Regions from separate parts of the Homo sapiens genome. Here all the other regions are linked to region 2. A link is a loop called in an ENCODE intact Hi-C map of the cell type or tissue named here. Cell type or tissue: heart left ventricle. All regions are shown on one strand. Region 1 has its middle 150 kb from the start of USP25. Region 2 overlaps USP25 (ubiquitin specific peptidase 25). Region 3 overlaps LOC105369302 (a long non-coding RNA gene).

Evidence for each region. Hi-C counts contacts between places; a loop is a spot of excess contacts. Peaks named below come from ENCODE experiments on the same cell type or tissue, not always from the same donor. Only the 100,000 strongest peaks of a DNase experiment are listed, where the experiment ranks them.
Region 1: a loop joins it to region 2, with 3 times the contacts of the local background. A loop is called at or near these places in 2 of 110 quality-filtered maps.
Region 3: it touches region 2 in a loop (2.6-fold over the local background); 5 of 110 quality-filtered maps call a loop at or near these places.

The regions. Positions count from the first base shown.
Region 1 is chr21:15,880,416-15,888,415 of GRCh38, reverse strand. No RefSeq gene overlaps it. Among named protein-coding and RNA genes, the nearest start is that of USP25, 150 kb to the right of the region's middle. In heart left ventricle, no CTCF peak of the experiment used is centred here; no DNase peak of the experiment used is centred here.
Region 2 is chr21:15,822,459-15,830,458 of GRCh38, reverse strand. USP25 (ubiquitin specific peptidase 25) reads right to left here. Exons shown (of 26, transcript NM_001283041.3): 11 at 6,293-6,420; 12 at 5,398-5,493; 13 at 4,094-4,255; 14 at 3,256-3,482. Among named protein-coding and RNA genes, the nearest start is that of USP25, 96 kb to the right of the region's middle. In heart left ventricle, a CTCF peak has its summit at 4,126; no DNase peak of the experiment used is centred here; H3K4me3 peaks cover 649 bases; H3K27ac peaks cover 2,276 bases.
Region 3 is chr21:15,610,110-15,618,109 of GRCh38, reverse strand. All of the region lies in intron 1 of LOC105369302 (a long non-coding RNA gene), which reads left to right. It also overlaps the pseudogene RNU6-1326P. Among named protein-coding and RNA genes, the nearest start is that of USP25, 120 kb to the left of the region's middle. In heart left ventricle, no CTCF peak of the experiment used is centred here; no DNase peak of the experiment used is centred here.

The sequences.
Region 1 (8,000 bases), 58 kb before region 2:
GTAGCTGCATCCTACAGTTGTGATCCCCGGGTTACTCTCTAATGCCTCTGTACTCACATCTCCTCTGTTGAAATATGTAGTGTCGGCTTTCCTGATTGGACACATGCTGGTAGTGGTGCTCTCTGCAGAGCAGACATAGTAAAGTCATCAATTGCAGGATCAAGATAGAGAGACATAAATGCTGAAGGCCAATCTATTAAGGTTAGCATTTGGGAGGTGTCTGAATGTTAAAAGGATGTTAATACAGAAAGACATCCACATCAGCAAAGGTCTGCTGGGGCAGCTCTGTCCAATGAAACTTCCTATGATAATCGAAATGTTCTAAAATGTTGTCCAATATAGTAGTCAACAGTAACATGTGGCTATGAGCATTTGAAATATAGCTAGTATTACTAATTAACAGAATGTTCAATTTTATTTAAATTTAAATGGCTAACGAAAACTGTATCAGTGCAGGTCTAGGGTGACTGGAGGGTCAGAAAACCTGCAAGACTGCACCTCTAAGTTGCTAGTTATTTTAACAGGTGCTAGGATTACAAAAACAAGAGATACAATCTCCTGTTAAGAGCTCAGTCCAGCAGTGGAAGACAGACATGTAAAACAAACCACTTTAAAAGATTATTCTGTCAACAGTGTGAAGATGAATTTCAGGGGCAAAATCAAAGACAGTGCTACTCAGGGACAAATCTAACAGTCAAACTAAGAGATGACGGACCTCATCAGCCATAGTACTAAGGAGTATTAAAAAATCTGACATGCTGACACTTGGTAATCAATGGGAGGTAAAAGTAGAATTGAGAATAATTCATTTTGGGATTATTACATCATTTCATCAAGGGAGTATGAGACAATCAGATTTGGGAAAAAGTGATGAATTCAGATGTGCCAAGTCGAAAGTGTCTGCGAAACATCCAGGTATATGTGATGAAAAGACAACTGCAAATATGTATTGGTTTAGAACTCACATGGGTATGATTAGAAAACAATGACCTGTGATTCATGGAGGCAGAATAAGAAGACAAACTAACAGACACAACCAGAAAAAGTGAAAAGCATGAGGAAGGGGCCAAGTACCAAACCTTGAGCACAACTTTAAGAAGTAGGGAGAAAAAAAAAAACACTAGGAATGCAGGTAGAGGATGGAAGCTAAAGATCCTCAAAACCAGAACAGGAGTAAACAATACTGACAAACTATAAAAAGGGCTCACAATTATTGAATACTTAATGTGGCAGACAGTTTCTAAACGTTTTATATCTGGAAACCCATTTAATCTTTTAAAAAATCCTCTAAGGTGTGTTATGTCATAATGCCCATTTTATAGATGAAGAATCTGAGGCACGGAAAAGTTAAATCACTCATTCAAGGTCAACACACAGCGAATAAACGGCAGAGCCAGAATCTGAATCCAGGTAGTTTGGTTCCAGAACCTGCACTGTTAACCATTCATAAGAGAAAAATCCAGTAGGGACTGAAAAATATTTTCATGCAGCTTTGGCTAGAGCACGTCAAAAGTGGGCATGGTCTATGGCTGAGGGAACATCAGCAATCTGAAGACCCCTGCCCTTTCATGTGACATACAGTACTGTAAAAAGCAAATTCCTCCACACTACTTTAGCTAGGCTCAATCACATAGTAGGGCCACAGGCAAATCTTAAATTAAAATTGGAAAAACAACTATCTAAACTCCAATTCTCACATTTGAAGCCCTGTAATACACATGAGAGATAACATCTGGACACTTTAAAGAAAAAAAAGTTCCTCATATGCTTTTGACGAACTAGGTTAGGAATATGGGTCTAGGTCAGGTGCAGTAGCTTGCACCTGTAATCGCAGGGGTATGGGAGGCGGAGGTGGCAGGATCACTTGAGTCCAGAAGTTTGAGACTAGCCTGGACAACATAGTGAGACCTCATCTCTACAAAAAATTAAAAAATTAGCCAAGCACAGTGGCTTGCACATATAGTCCCAGCTACTTCAGAGGCTGAAGTGGGAGGATTGTTTGAGCCAGAGAGTTGGAGGTTGCAATGAGAGGAGACTGCACCACTGCACTCCAGCCTGGGAAACAGAGCGAGACCCTGTTTCAAAAAACTAAAAATACACACAAAAACTCCACAAAATAAAAACAACAGAAGAATACTGGTCTAGCTCTACATTACTGAAAAAATAAGGAGCTGTTTGCTACAGGGCAAACATGTTGTATGAGATAGTCTCGGGGGAAAAAGTGAGCTTTCTGGATTACTGCTGGAGAAGAGCAAACACACTCCCAAAATAGTGGACACTTGTTGAAATTTGTAAGCTCATTTCATAGTATATTCTGATTCTATTTCTATTTTCTAAATAATATTGGGTTATCAATGTTTATCCCTTCATTACAAGCTGGTTAACAACTAATTTAGATAGGAGGCACAAAAGTTGAAAGGAGGATCATACCTAACATCTCCAGTTTTCTTCGTTAGGCAAAGAAAAGATCATCCAGCGTTACAGAAGCTGGCACTGAATAGGAGAGGCTGAGGATGGGAGTGAAGGTCTGAAATACCCACTGAGAACTGTACATGGAAGGAATAAGAATATCTGAAATCTTGGTGTGCATGTGTGCAGTTTCTCCAATCACGTTTCGTTTATTTTTATTCTATTATTATCACTGCTATGTTATTTCACTTTATTATATTTTAAGTCACTCCTACAAAGCTAATTAGAAAAAGAAGAAACTGAAGGTTGGAAAGTACAAGGGGAAGACAGGGGAAAGGATGTGTAAAATAGATGAAATTTAATTTTTGTAAAAACAATGACCGTCTCCCCCCTTCCACCACCACCCCCTAAAAAAACCACCACCCTTTAGGTGTATATGCTGCATAAGGTTATCCAAACATGGAAAAGTATGTGGCTACGGTGGTTAGTGGTCATTAACTCTAGGCTGGGAGTGGTATGGAAGACGAAAAAGGGACATGTGATCAGTAAGAATAAAAACACTAGCAAAACAGAAATATATTCATGGTATAATGTCAGGTGAAACTGATGAAATAAACATGAGTAAACATGGAAATAAAAGTTTGTTCAGTAAGAACACTGAGCTGATTAGATGAATGCATTATAAGCAATTTCTAACTCGGATTGCTATACTTTCAATATAGTTTTTAGAAAAAGTAAAATAAAGCTTACGTAAGAACGGAACTACAGATATTTGCACTGTATCTTGAGGCTAAAGAGAAGACATTAACAACCATATTCTTGTTTCTGGAAAGCAGGTATATAAACTGGGCTGTCACATACTATTTTTTTTACTAAATTGTCCCCCAGATTCATAAATTGAAGCCCTAACCCCCTAACATGACTGTGTTTGGAGACAGGGCCCTTAAAGAGATAATTAAGGTTAAGTGAGTTCATAAGGATGGGGCTCAAATCCAATGTGACTGGGGTCCTTATAAGAACTGGAAGAGAGGCCAGGGATGCAGCACACAGAAAAGGCTAGGTGAGGACACAGAGAAAAGGCTAGGTGAGGACACAGAGAGAAGGTGGTGGTCTGCAGGCCAAGGAGAGAGGCCTTAGGGGAAATCAAATCCACCAACAGCTTGATCTTAGACTTCCAGCTTCCAGAACCAGAAGAAAAATTTCTGTTGTTTAAGGCACCAAGCCTGTGTTATTTTGTTATGGCATATCTTAGCAGACTAATATATATATTTTGGATGAAGTTATCATGGGCACAACAAATGGTATTTAATGTTATTTACAATGTAAATTTTTAAAAATTCAAACAAGAGTATTCCCATTTACCATCCACCTCCACTTCCCCAAGCATCCACATTTTTATTCGCTGGGAGAATGACAGGACCCAGAGGCATAACTCGACAAGTTTAAATCATAAAATAAAGATGCTGAACTTTTGGAGAATCAGATACCTATCTTATTCTCAATTACATGTAATTGAGCAAAAAAAAAAAAAAAAAAATTAGATACTTCCTTGAAATCCCAAGTGAAGGAAACACAAAAAAGCTTCCAACAGAGCACAAGTGAATGAAAATTAAACAGCATCAATTTACAGTGCACAAATGCTACCAATAGTTTCATTTAGTGCAGTGGCTCTGAAACTAGTAAACATCAAAATTATCTGAAGGACTTGTTGTAACACAGGTTACGTGAAGAGTTTCTGAACTGGCAGCTCTGAGGTGGGACTCAAAAATTTTCAATTCTAACATGTTCCCAAGCTGCTGAAGCTGTCTACTGATCTGGAGAACACACACTGAGAACTACTAAAGTGTATGGTCATTGTTGTATCATAATGGATGTGAAACGTATTAGAGGGGTCCCTACATGTTCATTCATGCGTACTGGTCTCCTGAGATGTCTGAAGTTCTATCTATATGAATTCTACCCTGAATTATTTCAAAACGTAACTTTTTTGGGGTAGGAAGGAATAACATAGTAACCAAAATAAGAGTCATTTAAATCAAATGAAATCTGCTATGGACTACAGTTCTATGAGGTTCAAATTCCGAAGTTATTAGCTATAAGTTATATTTAACATGGTAAATTATATAAAGAAATTTCAAATACAACATACCAGCATCTCTGGGACACAGCTAAAGCAGTGTTAAGAGGGAAATTTATAGCACTAAATGACAATATCAAAAAGCTGGAAAGATCTCAACAACCTAATATCCCAACTAAAGTAACTAGAAAACCAAGGGCAAACAAACCCCAAAGCTTAGCAGAAAACAAGAAATAACCAATATCAGAGCTGAACTAAAGATAGAGACCCCCCCAAAAAAAAGCCCTTCAAAAAAAAATCAAAATCACACAATCCAGGAGCTAATTTTTTTTTTTTTTTGAGACAGAGTCTCGCTCTGTCACCCAGACTGGAGTGCAGTGGCACGATCCCAGCTCACTGCAAGCTCTGCCTCCCGAGTTCATGCCGTTCTCCCGCCTCAGCCTCCCGAGTAGCTGGGATTACAGGCACCCGCCACCATGCCCGGCTAATTTTTTTTTTTTTTTTTTTGTATTTTTAGTAGAGACAGGGCTTCACTGTGTTAGCCAGGATGATCTCAATCTCCTGACCTCGTGATCTACCCGCCTTGGCCTCCCAAAGTGCTGGGATTACAGGCGTGAGCCACTAGGAGACCACTAGACTAATGAAGAAAAGAGAGAAGATTCAAATAAACACAATCAGAAATAAGTGGGCTCTTACCACTAACCCCATAGAAAGACAAGTCAGATAATATTATGAACACCTCTATTCACATAAATTAGAAAATCTAGAAAAAAATCATACATTCCTGGACATATACACCCTCTCAAGGCTGAAACAGGAAGAAATTGAATCCCTGAACAGACCAATAATGAGTTCTGAAACTAAGGCAGTAGTAACAGCCTACCAACCAAGGAAAGTCCAAGACCAGGCAGATTCCCAGATGAATTCCACCAGAGGTACAAAGAAGGGTCAGTTGCTATCACTGCTCCTGAAACGATTTCAAAAGATTGAAAAGGAGGGACTCCTCCCTAACTCATTCTATGAGGGCAGCATCAGCCTGATACCAAAACCTAGCAGACATACAACGTCAACAACAACAACAAAAACTTCAGGCCAATATCCCTGATGAACACTGATGCAAAAATCCTAAACAAAATACTGGCAAACTGAATACAGTAGCACATCAAAAAGCTTATCCACCACGATCAAGTAGGCTTCATTCCTGGGATACAAGGTTGGTTCAACATACAAAAATCAATAAATGAGATTCATTGCATAAACAGAACTACAGACGAAAACCACATGATTACCTCAATAGATGTGGAAAAGGCCTCTGATAAAATTCAATATCACTTCATGTTAAAAATTCTCAATAAACTAGGTATTAAATGAACATACTGCAAAATAATAAAAGCCACCTATGACAAACCCTCAGCCAGCATCACATTGAATGGGCAAAAGCTGAAAGCACTTCCCTTGAAAACCTGTAAAAGACAAGGCTGTCTCTCTCACCACTCTTATTCCCCATAGTATTGGAAGCTCTGACAAGAGCAATCAGGCAAGAGAAATAAATAAAGGTATTCAAATAGGAAGACGGAAATCAAACTATCTTTGTCTGCAGATGACATGATCCTGTATCTAGAAAATCCCATCTCAGCCCAAAAGCTTCTTAAGCTGATAAGCAACTTCAACAAAATCTCAGGATACAAAATCAATGTGCACTAAGTGCTAGCATTCCCATACACCAAAAACAGGCAAGCCAAGAGTCAAATCACAAGTGAACTCCCATTCGCAACTGCCACAAAAAGAATACAATACCTAGGAATACAGCTAATAAGGGACGTGAAGGAGCTCTTCAAGAACTATAAACCACTGCTCAAGGAAATCAGAGAGGACACAAACAAATGGAAAATAAAATTCATGCTCATGGATAGGAAGAATCAATATTGTAGAAATATCCATACTGCCCAAAGCAATTTATAGATTCAGTGCTATTCCCATTAAACTACCAATAACATTATTCACAGAATTAGAAAAAACTTTTAAAATTCATATGGAACCAAACAAAACAAAACGAAACAAAAAACCAAACCTGAGTAGCCAAGGCAATCCTAAGCAAAATGAACAAAGCTGGAGGCATCACACTACCCAAATTCAAACTACAGTACAAGGCAACAGTAACCAAAACAGCATGGTGCTGTTACAAGAACAGACACATAGAGACCAATGGAACAGAATAGAGAACTCGGAAATAAGACCACACACCTACCTATAGCCATCTGATCTTCTACAAACCTGACAAAAACAAATAATGGGAAAAATATTTCTTATTTAATAAATGGTGCTAGGAGAACTGACTAGCCATATGCAGAAAACTGAAACTGGACACCTTCCTTACACCATATACAAAAATCAACTCAAGATGGATTAAAGACTTAAATTTAAAACTCAAAACTATAAAAACGCTAGAAGAAAACCTAGGCAATACCATTCAGGACATAGGAATGGGCAAAGATTGCATGACGAAGTGTCAAAAGCAATTGCAACAAAAGCAAAAACTGACACACGGGATCTGATTAAACTAAAGAACTTCTGCATGGCAAAACTAACAACAGAGTAAAAAAGACAACCTACAGAATGGGAGACAATTTTTACAATCTGTGCATATGACAAAGGTCTCATATGCAGCATCTATAAAGAACTTATGATATTGACAAGAAAAAAGAAAACCCATTAAAAAGTGGGCAAACGACATGAACAGACACTTCTCAAAAGAAGACATACATGAGGCCAACAAGTATATGAAAAAAAGCTCAGTATCACTGATCATTAGAGAAATGCAAATCAAAACCACAATGAGACACCACCTCACACCAGTCAGAATGGCTATTATTAAAAGTCATAAAAACAACAGATGGTAGCGAGGTTATGGAGAAAAAGGAACACTTTTACACTGTTGGTGGAAGTGTAAATTAGTTCAACCATTGTGAAAGACTGTGATGGTTCCTCAAAGACCTAAAGAGAGAAATACCATTTGAGCCAGCAAACCCGTAACTGGATATATGCTCAAAGGAATGCAAATTGTTCTCTTATAAAAACATGCACGTGTATGTTCACTGCAGCACTATTCACAATAGCAAAGGCATGGAATCTAACCTAAATGCCAGTCAGTGATAGACTGGATAAAGAAAACGTACATATACGCCATGGAATACTATGCAGTCATAAAAAGGAATGGGATCATGTCCTTTGCAGGGACACAGATGAAGCTGGAGATCATTATCCTGAACAAACTAACATAGGAACAGAAAACCAACTACTGCATGTTCTCATAAGCGGGAGCTAAACGATAAGAACATATTGGACTCAATGGTGGAAGGAACAACACACACTGGTGTCTGGCAGAGGGTGGGGGCTGGGAGGAGGAAGAGGATCAGTTAGAATAGCTAGTGGATGCTGGGGTTAATACCTGGGTGATGGGATGATTTGTGCAGCAAACCACCATGACACACATGTACCTCTGTAAGAAACCTGC
Region 2 (8,000 bases):
TTCCTACAAACATGTTAGAGGAATAGGAAAATTTTCCTAAAACTTTTCTTAAAAAACATTACCATTTGAAATCTGTAGAAAATGAATTATAGTTATTCTTAATAAAAGACACAGTACAAATGCATACTTTAAAAACAACACAAATATGATTTATCTAGAAAATGTGCAGAGCCAATAAAAGTGAATTTTGTTCAAATCTATAAAGGAGAGTTTCAATGAAAATGAAAGCTAAGCTTCCTTACATATTGCTATAACACAAGTAAACTTAAGAACAAAGTAAAACATGTTCACCACATATCTTGTACACACACATAACTGAATAAAAATCGACTATAATCACCAGTGAAAATAAAATTATGGCACTCCCATGACAATTATTTCTACTTCTAGTAGAAAATAATCCTACAAAATTGTTCAGATAGGGATGTTCACAGTCATATTGTCCACAATAATTTTTAAAAAAGAGATAACCTAAATATCTGTCAATAAGGAAACGGTTAGATTGTAACCACATCATATTGTGAAGCTGCTGAACCAATCAGGAAGAAACCTTGAAAAACTATAAAAGAAACTGGCTAACTTTAGAGTGGGGAAAGACCTGTCTTAAGCCTGTCAGAAAACTAGTAACCTTATAGGAAAAGATAAGATCCTCCCTGCCCAACACTTTAAAAAATCTACATTATAAAAAGAAAACAAAACCAACATAAAATCAAATGAAAAACTGGGAAAATAATATCTGCAGCATATGTGATATTATAGGTAAAGTGTTAATATCCACAATACATTAAACTTTCTATTAAGTAATAAGAAAAATACAAATAGCTCAATACTTAAAAAATGGGCAAATGTCACAAACAAGAAATTTACAGAACAATATAAATATCCAACTTCACTCGAAGCTAAGGGAATGCAAATCAAAACACTAAAATACCAGTTTTTCAATTGTGAAAAACTACTAAAAAGTGTCCAGGGCTAGGGAGGATACTGGGAGACAGGCTCTCTCACACAGTGGGAATGCAAACTGGTTTAATGTTTTGGAGTGACAATTTTAAAACAGTCGTCAAAATTTAAAATATACACACTCTGAACCAGAAATGGTGGACATAAGGAAACAACAGATATTGGGGCCTACATTAGGGTGGAGGGTGGGAGCAGGGTGAGGATGGAAAAACCACCTATCAGGTACTGTGCTTATTACCTGCATGATGAAATAATCTTACACCAAACCCCCAAGACATGTAATTTACCTTTATAGCAAACCTGCACATGTACCCCTGAACATAAAAAAGAACATATCCTACTTACAGAAGTGTATAAATATGTATATCGAAGACCAGCACTATTTAGGAAATATCAATATGGGAATTAAATGAATTACATCATACCCGTGTGTTGGAATATTACACAATAGTTTACAAAATAATGCTAACTGCTAACATCAATATGGATGAAAGAAAGAAAAAAAATATCCTGAGGAAAACCTTCTTTCCTGATCCATAGTATTACATATAAAAATCTTAACAGCCAGGCATGGTGGCTCACGCCTGTAATCCCAGCACTTTGGGAGGCTGAGGTGGGCGGATAACAAGGTCAAGAGATTGAGACCACCCTGGCCAACATGGTGAAACCCCATCTCTACTAAAAATACAAAAATTAGTTGGGTGTGGTGGCACACAACTGTAATCCCAGCTACTTGGGAGGCTGAGGCAGGAGAATCGCTTGAACCTGGGAGGCAGAGGCTGGAGTGAGCCCGAGTTCATGCCACTGCACTCCAGCCTGGTGACAGAGCGAGACTCCGTCTCAAAAAAGCTCTTCAAACTTAAAATGGCCAAAAGAGAACTCATCATATTTCTCTTTCCTCCCCTGAGTGGGAACCTCTTTGCCCACTGCTTTACCTTTTTTCCAAAATACATTCTATTTGGTTATTCATACCATTATGAACTGAGAGAATCATTCGATTCGTCCCTCTCTCTTACCTCTAGCCAATGACCCACATCTGTCAGTTGTCTCCAAAGAGTATTTTAAGTACATTCACTTCTTCCCTCCCTCAATGCCACTACTTAGGTGTCAAAAGCTTCCTAGCTTCCACTCCTCTGAATGTAATCTTTTAAAAACAACCTGCCATGAGGAGTAGAAAATTACCCAACGCCTAATATAGTGCTTCATCAACACTATTTGCTTGATTAATGTTTGTTAATGAGTTCAAATATTTTTAAAAATTCCCTCTTATTTGAAAAATACTAAAGAAAATCTTGACAGCTACTAATGCTGTTAGTCACCATCATACCTTATGTACTTCTTACTAAATTAGGGCCATTCTTTTTCAAATATTGTCTATAAAGAGTTAAGTTGGTCATATAATATCCAACAATCAATATTGTTCAATATAATTCCAACCATGTCACATAGTTCATTTTTTTCAAAAATCAATAAATCAGCATAAAATTGGGGAATGATAATAGGGAATTATATTTTCACATTTAAGGAAAAAAATGTAATAAAATCTACCATAATCCATTTTTTTAAGTACACTTTAACAGCAGCAAAGTAGGAAAGAGAAAAGTTCAGAATAACTTATTCTGAAAAAAAAGAAAAAATAGAATAGAAAAGAATAAAAGAGAGTTCCTTCCAAGAAAGGACAGATGGCAACTTGACACACACACACACACACACACACACACACACACACACACGCACACGCACACAAGTGCACACACCCCACCCAGAGCACTGTCCTTATTTTTCTTATTTTGCTGCATGCCAGTAAAAACTCTGTTACAGACTAGTAATGGGATCATAGATACTCATAAATCTGTTAGAGCTATTAAAAATTAAAATTCACATTTCTAATTCTTAAGCCCAAAGAAAATTTTTTAATCACCGGAACTCCCTGTGCAAACTTAGATTTAGTACCTAATTGATATGTACAAACATTGATATTGTATGACATTTCTCCAATGGAGTAACTGTGAATACCAGTTTGATATAAATTTAGAGCAGCAAACTAGAAAATCAGGCCATCTGCTATGTCATTAATCAGCTAAGCAATCCAGGGAAAATCTTTTGGTCCCTGTGAACCTGATATTGAGATTATAAAAATGGGGAGCCAAACTAGTTTATCTTAAAACCCTTTCTGGAAAAGAAAAATGACTATAATATTTAAATATAAAATCCAGACGTGATTTCCCTTCTCAATATTAACATTACACATATCCATCTGAGGTGACAGTAACCATGCTATGAGACACTTCTTACCTCTGGTGTCATTTTCTATTTCTGTCCTCCAGCGATGTAAACAACTTTCCAGCACAGAAAGTTCTTCCTCCGTTATGTGCCTTGGTGCCGGATGCATGGGCAAATCTGGAGGTATCCGGGACTGAGTAAATGGTTTGTGTATTACTGATCTCGATGAAATGGCAGCAACTGATGAAGGTGATGTGCTTGGCAGTTCTGAAGATAGGGCTCCCTGTTGTTCTGTTGTGCTGTATCAAAGCATAGAGTATTTCTTATTAACCTTTCAAGCTGAAACTCTTGACAAAGATCGTGCCAAACCCACAGTATTAAATTGGCTTGTAATTCAAAAGAAAAAATCTTAAAGAAATATGTGGATTGATCTAACATCCAAATGAGATTTTTAATACATAAGAACTAAATTATTATAAGATGAAGTTGTAGCTTTAGAGTTAAAACAGCTTAATCATATTTATTTCTAAAAAACAAGAAAATCTTACGCATGGTGATATTATTTTCCCTGGCTTATCAGCTTACATTACAGAAACAAATTCTAATTTGATAGTACTATTTTTATGGATCATAAAATGCTGAATCTTATATATGTACATACCAAAACATGCTAAAGTATAATTCTGAACTGAAAAAAAATGTGATTAAAATTTTAATCCATAACCATAAAATCTACTGAAATAATAAAAAAACTCCCAGAGGACATACAGTCTTCTAAGTGAATCTACTCTTAGGAGTTCACTGAAGTAAATCAAAGCATACATTTTATAGAAACTGTCTTTAAAGGCAGCAGTTACATTATTGTGTAATAAAGGTAACAACTGTCTCTTGCATCAGGATTACTTTTTACCTTGGTAATGTCTGTGATGGTATGGAACCACTAGGTGGGGAACTAGCGTCAATATCGTCAACAGGAGAAGTGCAAACAGGTTTACTTGAGGCAAATTCCAATGCATACTGAAGAACATCTACCAAGGGGAATCGTTTGGGACCGGAACCATAGCTTAAATATCTGTTAATCATAAAATGTACAAATGCTTTTATTTCTATATACAGCATATTTGGGCCTTTATTATTATTATAAAACGTGATACGATACTTCAATAAAACTTCCTCAGCAATAAAATTCATTTGCTTTAAAACGAAGATGGTAAAACTGAATATACACTTAAGAAAAACATTAAAAGTTCCCCAAAGACAGGAAACCAAGGCCGATTGGGACTGAATGTGAGTATATACTGTTATAATCTGTAAATGCTGTTCTAAATTGTAACTCAATAGGAAGATGAAAACTGACATCTCCTGAGACTGTTTTTATTTTTAGATCTGGCATCTGGTCTCATGATCAAGACAGTGATGTGTACTATCCTCCTATCTTTTACCACTAATCATGTTTCAATATGATTATTCATACTTTTTAAGAATAAAAATCATTAAAATACAATATACTATTTGATGTAAGAAGTTTTAGACTACTAATTTGAAAATTCCTAAAATAGGGGAATGCAGAGCAGATTGGGGTTTGCAAACTGAAATGACTTGTGACATTTCAGCCTTTAGATTTCTGTCTGGCCTGTAGAACATTTCTCAGTCCAGATTCTGACGTCTTTTAGAAATGATCCAAATCAATAGACAACAGTGAGGCCATACTCATACATGGTACCATCCACTGGTATGGAATGGCATTCATTCCCTGTACACACAGATTGCTCTCTAGGCTCCCGGCACATACCATCTTACACCTGACACAATTTCCTCCTTTACGAAGCTGCTGAGAAGACTTGGTAGGCAGCTGAGTTTGTATCCTGTTTTAAGGAGAAAAACTCAGATACCATTCATTTTAATGAAAATCTCAAGAGTAATCTTTAGTTTCATGCAAAAAGGAAGGTCAAAACTATATTCATTTAACTTTGTATCTATTTTCAGCAGTAGGAACATTACCTGTTGACAATGAGATATTTAATTTTAAACACTAGAATAATTTTTTAAAGTCTACTATAGATTTTTAGTTTCAAGCAAAACTCAAAACTATTCACACAATATTAACTACTCCTAAAATTATAAATCACTCAAAGCAAATTTGAAATTAAAAATCTAGTCACCAAATACATGGTTTCTGATAATTATCTCCTAATTTCATAAAAGTTAAAATACCTTTCTAGCCTTTGTTGTAATACCGTGAGGTAATCTTTCAGTCTCTTGATCTCTTCCCTCTTAATTCTTGTTATTTCTCTGTTTCTGTGCATGTATCTATCAGAAAAAGGTAATCATTAGCATTTCCGAATATCATGAAAGTAGATGCAATATGGCCAGATGCCAGCGTACCCGGCCTACCACTCTGGGACGCCAAGGCGGGAGGATCACCTGAGGTCAGGAGTTCAAGACCAGCCTGGCCAACATGGTGAAATCTCGTCTCTACTAAAATACAAAAATTAGCCAGCCACGATGGTGGGTGTCTGTAATCCCAGCTACTCGGGAAGCTGAGACAGGAGAATCATTTGAACCCAGGAGATGGTGTTTGCAGTGAGCCAAGATCGCACCACTGCACTCCAGCCTGGGCGACAGAGCAAGACTCTGTCTCAAAACAAAAAAGAAGGAAAGACAGAAAGATAGACAGAAAGACAGACAGAAAAAAACAAAAGAAAGAAAGACAGGAAAACAGGAAGACAGAAAGACAGGAAGACAGAGAGACAGAAAGAAAGACAGAAAGATAGATAGATACAATATTAAGTACAGACATCACCACAAAGCATCAATTCATTCAAAATTGTATAAGATGTAAGGTAGATAATACAAAATGGTATTTTTTAAAATTCTGAATTTTAAGATTACAAAATTCATCTTTTTTAAATTTCCTTATAACATTATTCCCAAAAACTATACTTTTCTAATACAAAGTAAATTTCATCTACCTTGACAAATGGTATTAGGTATATTATGCAAAAGTAGAAATTAATTCTAAGAAAATTATGCAGAATTTTCCTCTAAACAATATTTTCTCCCTTACTAAACTGTTTCAAACTAAGTCATGCAGTATATCAAACCATACCTGTCCAAATATAAAACTTGGGGAAATTCTAATTTGTTGTGAATTTTTTCTGGTCTTCCCAATGCCTGATTAAATTCAAATCTTGACAATTCAAATGTTAACACAGGTGGTAATTCAGTAAACCAATGCTGAAAGGAAATAAAACAATAACAAAAACTTTAATACCACCTTTGTTTTCTTCACTGCAATCTTAGGCACAGGATGTGGGCACTGACATTGTTATATGTATCACCACAATGCGGACCTGACAAGTAACTGGGTACACAGTTTAGTTAAAACTCAACCTCTTTCTAAAAGTTTTCCACACCTCTTGAAAATTCCAAGAGTGGGTATAATATATGATCAGGAAAAAAAGAAATCTCACAACTATCCTTCGAAAATAATTCTTTACATTAGAATTTCTAGCCCAAAGAAAAAGACACTGGTTAAAACCATGACTTAGTAGCTCAAGTCTTCTCTGTCTTCTTCAACGTGATGTTGAATGGCACTTATACTTAACCAAAGCATCAAAATCCTGTGATAAAATAACTTATGAGAGGGAGTACTCAAAAAAAAATTTATATCATAAATCGTCACAACTCTCATACTAAAAATGAAAAAATGGTGTTTTCCTGTTTTAGCTTTAGCTCCTCTGCTGGATTTCATACTAATTTATGAAAAAGACATATCACTAACAAAAAGTTAATACTTAGAGTAATTTACTTAAAATCTTTTAAAATAACTAGTGTTTAAAGAATTGAATGTCTCATTGCTATGAGCCAAATTCTGATAATGAGTATAGCCGTAATTTCCTTCCCCTACCCCCAGCCCCTAATCCCCATACATGCTTTGGTAACTGTTCAATTAAGCATGAAATTCAACATTTTTAAAAGAAAATTATTTTCATATACAACCTCAAATTATACATAAGCATATGTATTTAAAGAGAAAGAAAGATTGTATGTAAATCAACAAAGAACAGAAGTATAAAATAGTTCTGAAGTGCTTATTATAAACTGCAATATGCGAAACTGCTGCATAATCTATTGTGTGTGATAATTTCAAGTGTCACAAAATGCCACCACACATCTGTCAATAAGTTAAGAATATACCAAATTTAAATTTGAACATCCAAAAAAAGCATGAATGGCACACATCTGGCAAACTGAATCTGAGGAGGATCTGGAAAGTTGCTACTTTTCTCTACAGCAAATAAAAGCAAATGGTATTCAATACTATTTCTCTTTCAAAATGCTATAATTACTTGAACTGAGATTTCCTGAGCTGGATGGTTATCTTTTACTGAAAGCTAAAGTTTAAGGAATTTGTTTTATATGGATAATACCTGAAACGGATTAAATAAAATTATGAAAAATATAAGAAACATCTCAAGTTTTAAAATTTGATTAGCAAAGTTTGCTTACTCATTTTGATCTCACATGGAACTGGCAAGAATTTTTGAGTTAGTTCTAATCCACATATAAAATTATTATTAAGAATTAAAACATTACCCCAGACACATCAGAAAGAACACTTTTGATTCTTTAGGATAATATTCTCTGCTCCATTTTATGATACTCAAACAAGAAAGTAGATTTCAAGAACTATCACTTTCATATTTTATTGCAATACTTTAAATGTCACCATTAAAATTAAATAGTTACATATTTTAATTCATGGAAATCTACAATGGCCACAAGAAATGAAATGACCCAAACTGGGGTACACT
Region 3 (8,000 bases), 210 kb after region 2:
GTACAATGATGTTGGCGTCTTTCCAAAAAATGTTGATGCTTAGATAAGTTTATAATATCTCATCCCAGGAAGTGATTTATGTCTCCTATATTGTGAGAACTGTCTGTTCAATTTAACTGCTCCTATGTTGTTTATATGTGGGAAAAATTTTGTAACACTAGGAAAAAATTAAAAATGGCACAACTTTTGGATAAGCAGGGCCTTAAAAAAATCCACAAAAACCCTGGTTTTGAGTTTTGTCTGCATAACAAACCAGCTATATGATCCTCAATAAATCAGAATCTCTTGACATTTCAGTATCTAATTTAAAAATGAGAATAATAAAACATACTTAGTAGATGCTGTAAGTAGTCAATAATAAAAGTATGCTAAAGAACCTATACTCTTTGGGCACAGTATACTCAATAAATCTTGATTACTAGTTTTCCTTCTATCTTAATTGTGAATTCATATTTTATTAACCTATAAGTGTGGATTTGGCTGAACATGGTGGCTCATGCCTGTGTTATCCCAGCACTTTGGGAAACCGAGGCAGGAAGATTGCTTGAGGCCAGGAGTTCAAGACTGGTCTGGACAACCTAGCAGGACCCTGCTTCTACAAAAAGATTAAAAAAATTAGCCAAATGTGGTGGTGCATGCCTGTAGTCCTAGCTACTCAGAGGGCTGAGGCAACAGAATTGCTTGAGCCCAGGAGTTTGAGGTTACAGTGAGGTATGATGGCATCATTGCACTCCAGCCAGGGTGACATAGTGAGACCCTGTCTCAAAAAAAGAAAAAAAAAAGGATGGTTTTATTTTTCACTAGCATTCTTTGACATATTGAGTCATTTAGATTTCCAAGAACGTGATGAGGTAAGAAGACATTGAAAATAATATTTCTTTAGAAAGTTGATGTTTTTATTTCTAGGGTTAATACACATTTATATTGGACATCTATGAATAAGTGCTAGAGTTATTAAGAAAGATTAGTACAAGCTTTGAAATTTAGACTCTTTCTGTTTCAAAGAGTATCTGAGCTCAAAATGTGATGCAACTTCTGTGCATTAATCCATCGCCTACTCCCACAGAAGCCTCCTATTATGCCTGATAACAGCTTGTCATCCATTTGGCAGAAGTTTTATCCTTTGAGAACAACCAAATTCCAAATTGTGGAGGTGTTTTTTAAAATGGCAACTTTTGTTTTATTCTTTTTTCTCTGTGTTCATAAAAGTAAAAGAAAATTCTACTCTTTAAAAGTAAAGAATTTTATGAGCCTAAATTTTACATTAGATTTAGTTATGCCTTTAAAACTTAACATTCAGAATACAATTAATTTACAATTTCTTTACAACAAAGAGATATTAGATACTGAACTCAAACTGAAAAATCCTTTTTCATGAGCCTGGCAACACGTTCTTCTTTGGGAATGGTTTTGGAAGTCCACGGGTTTTTGTGCAATTCTAAATTTTAAATCTTTGGTAATAATACATCACTCATCTTAGTTTCCCTCCAATTATCCTCACTTTTACACTTAAGAATTAAAGAAGCAAACACAAATATAGCAGGATGGCTTGGAATAAATAAGAATACCTGGGAACTAGATGATTTTTAAATTATTTGTTTCCTTGTAGACCAGGCACAAACCTGTAGATCTGAAATTCTAACTTCTGAACTAAATATAGCTCTATATTTTGGCTTTGATTGGTTAATTTCATACCTATGTTACTATCTCAGTGTATTCACTTATTTGATGCTACTATATAATTGTGACTTCTTTGAATAGGAAGTCACATGAGTCTTAGTCTTTTATTTTCACAAAGAATCACAGGTAATTCAAAAGCCTATGACTCGAACATACTTTGTCAATGCTGTGTTTGTAACGGGACAAAAAGAGCTTTGATAACAGAGTCCAAAAATCATTAAGTATTAAAATAATTATTTGGAAATCTGGCAATTACACATACACCCCACATTTTTTTTTGTCATTTACTTCTTTAACACTTTATTTTATTCAGAAATAAAAATTTTATTTGTCAATTGCTGACCCATCCGAAGTAACATTTTTTTAAAGGAGAAAACTGAATTTCTGAGAAATTAATTACTTTTACTAAGGTCGCACACTGGGCAGGGGAAGCCCGAAGTCTCATCTAGGTTTGCCTACCCCCATTGCTTTTATTTGTTCCACATGATCCATACTTTGACATAGACAGTCAAGCTGAGAGCTCTTCCCTAAAAAGACATCATTTAACAAGAGAGACAAACATGTAAACAACCATTTATAATGTACTTGAAAGCAGAATACATTTTACTAGTTTCATTGAAACTCCTATAATGGGACCAGCTCAATCTGTCTGGATACCACCGAGGAAGATTTCATTGAGGAGCAGGACTGAGAAGGAACAGAAACTTTCAAGACAGAGTAGGAATGAAGGCATGAGACCCAGAGGAACTAGCACATGTAAATGCTTTGAAACATACCAGAACAGCTCAAAGTTAGGGAATCACAAAGAGGAGCATGTGATAAGAACCTAGAAAAGAAGAGGATGCATGAAGACTTGAAGTCTCAGACACCATGTTAAGGAATTGAAACTCTACAGTATAAGAAAGTAGAAGCCATAGGAGGGTTTTAATCATAGGAAGAAACTTCATTTACTCAGCAGATATTTGAGGGTCTATTATCACCAGGCACTAATCTCATTCATAACTTGGAAAGATCTGACAGCAAAATAAAAGACAGACCAGACATGGGAAAGACTGGAAGCTATTTTGAAACCTTCAGGCAAAAATGATGACACAGAATTGAGGTAGAGACTATGTCTATTCCACCTTTGGGTAAACCATTGTCAGGTGGCAAAATAATAGCAAGCATCATTTTTGCAGCTTTCCCCTCTCATCCCCCTACCTGCAGTTCCCCAGAAGACCTCTAAGGAGCAAACAAGTTTGTCTTGAACATAGATAGTACCACCTGGCTTGCTCCAGTCACCACTGTATTTCACTACCATGCCTAAGACACTGTCTCCAGTGGAAGTCAAGTTTAAGAAAGAAACTGTTGAGACAGTTCAGCAGTATAAACCCCCATAGGCTTCTGCCTATAGCCCAGGGCTTTAGAGCACTCCTGCTTCACTTAGTGAAATCTTTTCCAAGTTGCTTATGTTATTCAGGAACACTGTAGGTTTGGCTCAGTTCCTGGGCCTTTTATGTAAAAACTCATTAAGAAGCGAGGAGGACTCTTCCCTACTTTGCCAAGCATCTTATGCTACCAACAATTTAACTCATATTTTTTCCCCTCTTTCTTTTTGTCCTCTTCACATTCCAGCTGTTGAATGTAAGTTTAGAAACACCAATAAAAGAAGAAATGTAGAAATAAGCACATAGGCAAAGGAGTTCAAGTAATTGAGTTTTACTATAATGTTAGTGTAATGCACGCAGAATTTGCTTAAAGAAATCTTTATCCATGCCCCCCAGGTCTGGGACTGTGTTTCACAGTAGAGGGTAGTTTTTTTAAAAAATTATTATTTCTACTGGACTTTTTGCTAGAACAGTTTTAGTTTCAAAGCAAAATTGAGCTGAAGGGACCAAGATTTTCCAAATACTTCCTGCCCAAACACATGCACAGCCTTCCCCATTATCAACATCCCCCATGAGAGTGGTACATTTGTTAAAACTGATGAGCTTACCTTGATGCAGCAGCAGCAGCTCACCTGCCAAAGTTTATAGTTTACATGAGGGTTTGCTCTTTTTATAAAAGGTGGAATGCTTTATGAATTTGCATGTCATCCTTGTGCAAAGGCCCTGCTAATTTTCTCTGTGTCACTCCCATTTTAGTGTACATGCTTCTGAAGGGAGCATATCATTGTCTTTTTACTATATCCATAATTTTGCCTTTTCCAGAATTGAAACCATACTGTATGTAATCCTTTCAGACTGGCTTTTTCACTTAGTGATATGCATTTAAGTTTCTTCAGTGTCTTTTTATGGTGTCACAACTTATTTCTTTTTAGCACTGAACAATATTCCATTGTATGCATATACTATAGTTTGTCCATTCACCTGCTAAAGGACATCTGGGTTGCTTCCAAGTTTTGGCAATTATGAATAAAACTGCTATAGACATTGTGTAGAGGTTTTTGTGTGGACCTAAGTTTTCAATTCTTCATTAGTCAGAGTTCTCCTAAGAGATAGAACCAATAGGAGATGATAGATAGATGATAGATAGATAGATGATAGATAGATAGATAGATAGATAGATAGATAGATAGATAGATAGATGATAGATAGATAGATAGACAGATGAGAGGGAATTTATTAGGGCAATTGGCTCATGGGATTATGGAGCCTGAGCTCCACAATAGGCCATCTAGAAGCTGGGGAGCCAGGAAAGCCAGTCCAAATGTAAAGGACTAGAGCCTACAATATAACCCTCAGTCTGAAGCTGAAGGCTTTAGAAACTGGTGGGCCACTGGTGCAAATCTCAGATGGCAAAGGCTGGAGAACCTGGAGTTTTGATATCCAAGGGCAGGAGAAGAAATGTACCTCAGTTTCAGGAAAGAGAGAGAAGTCACCTTTCCTTTGTTTTTGTTCTATCTAGGCCCTTAGCTGATTGGATGGTGTCTGCCCACATTCAATTAGGGCGAATCTTCCTTCCTCAGTCCACTGATTTGAATGTCAATTTCTTCCAGAGACACCCTCATCGACAAACCCAGAAATAATGCCATACCAGCTATTTGGACATCCTTTAATCCAGTCAAGTGACACCTAAAATTAACCATCATGAACTCTTTTGGATAAATACCAAGGGACACAGCTGCTAGATCATATGGCAAGAGTATATTTAGTTTTGTAAGAATTGCCAAACTGTCTTCCAAAGTGGCTATACAAATTTGCATTCCCACCAGCAAGGAATGAGAGTTCCTGTTGCTCCTCATCCTTGGCAGCATTTGGTATTGTCAGTGTTCTGGATTTTGGCCATTCTAATTTGTGTGTAGTGGTATCTCATTGTTGTTTGAATTTGCATTTCTCGGATGACACATGATGTGAAGCATCTTTTTGTACACTTATTTGCCGTCTGTGTATCTTCTTTGGTGAGGTGTCTGTTAAGGTTTCTGGACCATTTTAAAATCATGTTGTTTGTTTTCTTATTGGTGAGTTTTTTGTGTATTTTGGATAACAGTACTTTATCAGGTATGTCTTTTGCAAATATCTTCTCCCAGTCTGTGACTTGTCTTTTCATTCTTTTGACACTGTTTTTTACAGGTTTGAAATTTTCAATTTTAGTGAAGTCCAGCTTTTGATGTCATATTGAAAAAGTCACATATTGAAAAAATCTAGAATAACCCAAGGTTTTCTAGATTGGTGTGTCTAATCTATTGGCTTCCCTGGCCACATTGGAAGAAGAATAATTGTCTTGGACCACAAAAAATACACTAACACTAACAACAGCTGATGAGTTGAAAAGAATCACACAAAAAACATCTCGTAATGTTTTAAGAAAGTTTACAAATTTGGATTGGCCTGCATTCAAAGTCATCCTGGGCCACATGCAGTCTGTGGGCCCTGGGTTCGATAAGCTTATTCTAGATTTTCTGTTGTTAGCTTCCAAGAGTTTTATAGTTTTATGTTTTACATTTAGGTCTGTGATCCATTTTGGTCATTTTTTGTGAGGGGTGTAAGGTTTGTATGTAGATTAATTTTTTTACATGTGGCTGTGCAATTATTTCAGCACCATTTGTTGAAAACACTATCAATTCTTCATTGAATTGCTTTTGCTCTTTTGTCAAAGATTAATTAACTAATATATTTATGTGAGTCTATTTCAGGGTATTCTATTCTGTTCCATTGATCTTTTGTTTATTATTGCCATACTGTCTTGATTACTATAGCTTTGTAATGCATCTTAAATCAAGTAATGTCTGTCCTCTGACTTTCTTCTTCTCCTTCAATATTGAGTTAACTATTTTGATATTTTGCCTTTCCATATAAATTTTAGAATCAGTTTAGTGTTATCTACAAAATAACTGATGGAATATTGATAGAGATTGCATTGAATCTATACACCAAGTTGGGAACAACTGACATCTTCACAATATTGTCTTCCTATTCATTAACATGCAATATGTATTTATTTAGTTCTTTGATCTCTTTCATCAGAGTTTTGTAGTTTTCCTAATATAGATCTTGCATAAATTTTGTTAGGTTTATTCTTAAGTATTTTGTTTTTTAGGTGCTAATGTAAATGGTATTGCGTTTTTAATGTCAAATTGATTTATTTAAAGGAAATACAGGAAAGGAAAGCAGGAAATAGGAAAGCAATTGACTTTTTGTATATTAACCTTTTATCTTGCAACCTTGCTATATATTAATAGCTTATTAGTTTCAAGAGTTTTTGGTCGATTCTCTTAGACTTTCTACATAGACAATCATGTCATCTGTAAATAAAGACACCTTTATTTATTCTTTTACAATCAATATTCCTTTTATTTCCTTTTCTTGTCTTATTGCACTAAGATTTCTAGTACAATGTTGAAAAGGAGTGGTGAGGAGGGACGTTCTTGCCTTGTTCCTCATCTTAGTAGGAAAGTTTTTCATGTCTTACCATTCAGAATAATAATTTTCATAGATACTATGTATCAGGTGAGGAAGTTTCCCTCTGTTTCTAGTTTACTGAAAGTTTTTAACATGAAAGGTGCTGGATTTTGTTAAATGCTTTATCTGCATCTATTTATATGCTTATGTGATTTGTTATCTTTAGCCTGTTAGTATGATGATAGCATCAATTAATTTTTGAATGCTGAGCCTACAGCCTCACATACCTAGGATAAATCCCACTGGTCATGGTGTATAATTGTTCTATATATTGTTGGCTTCAATTTGCTAATATTTTGTTGAGGATTTCTGCATTTACATTCATAAGAGATACAGGTCTGTAGTTTTCTTTTCTTGTAATGTCTTTGTCTGCTTTTAGTATTAGGGAAATGCTGGCTTCATAGATAAGTTAGGAATTATTCCCTCTGATTTTATCTTCAGAAAGAGATTGTAGAAAATTGGTATAATTTCTTCCTTTAAATGTTTGATAGAATTTACCAGTGAGACCATAGGGTCTGGTGCTTTCTGTTTGGGGATTTAATTTTTTTAAATAGATACAGGCTAGAGTTTTTATTTTTTCTTTGTGAGTTCTGACAGATTGTATCTTTCAAGGAATTTGTTTATTTCCTCTAGAATATCAAATTTATGGGCATAAAGTCATTCATAGTGTTTCTTTATTATCATTTTAATGTCCATGGGATTCATAGTAATGCCCTCTCTTTCATTTCTGGTATTTATAACTTTTGTCCTCTCTCTTTTTTTTTTTTTTTTTTTTGAGACAGAGTCTCGCTCTGTTGCCCAGGATGGAGTGCAGTGGCACGATCTCGGCTCACTGCAAGCTCCGCCTCCCGGGTTCACGCCATTCTCCTGCCTCAGCCTCCCGAGTAGCTGGGACTACAGGCGCCCGCCACCATGCCTGGCTAATTTTTTGTATTTTTAGTAGAGACGGGGTTTCACCGTGTTAGCCAGGAAGGTCTTCATCTCCTGACCTCCTGATCCGCCCGCCTCGGCCTCCCAAAGTGCTGGGATGACAGGCGTGAGCCCCGACTCCCGGCATCCTCTCTCATTTTTAATAACTTGGCCTAGCTAGAGGCTTATCAATTTTATTGATCTTTAGAAAGAACCAGCTTTTGGTTTTGTTGATTTTAAAAAATTGAATTTCTATTTTCAGTTTCATTGATTTCTGCTTTAACTTTTATTATTTCTTTTCTCATGCTAACCTTGAAATTAATTTGCTCTTCTTTTCCCAGTTTCCTAAGTTAAAGTTTAGATAATTGATTTTAAATCTTTCTTCTTTTGTAACATGTGCATTCAATGCTGTAAGATTACCTGTAAGCACTGCTTTCATTGTATCACACAAATTTTAATTTTTTTCATTTTTGTTTAGTTCAAAATATTTAAATTTTTTTGGATAGTTCCTTTTTGACTTATGAGTCATTT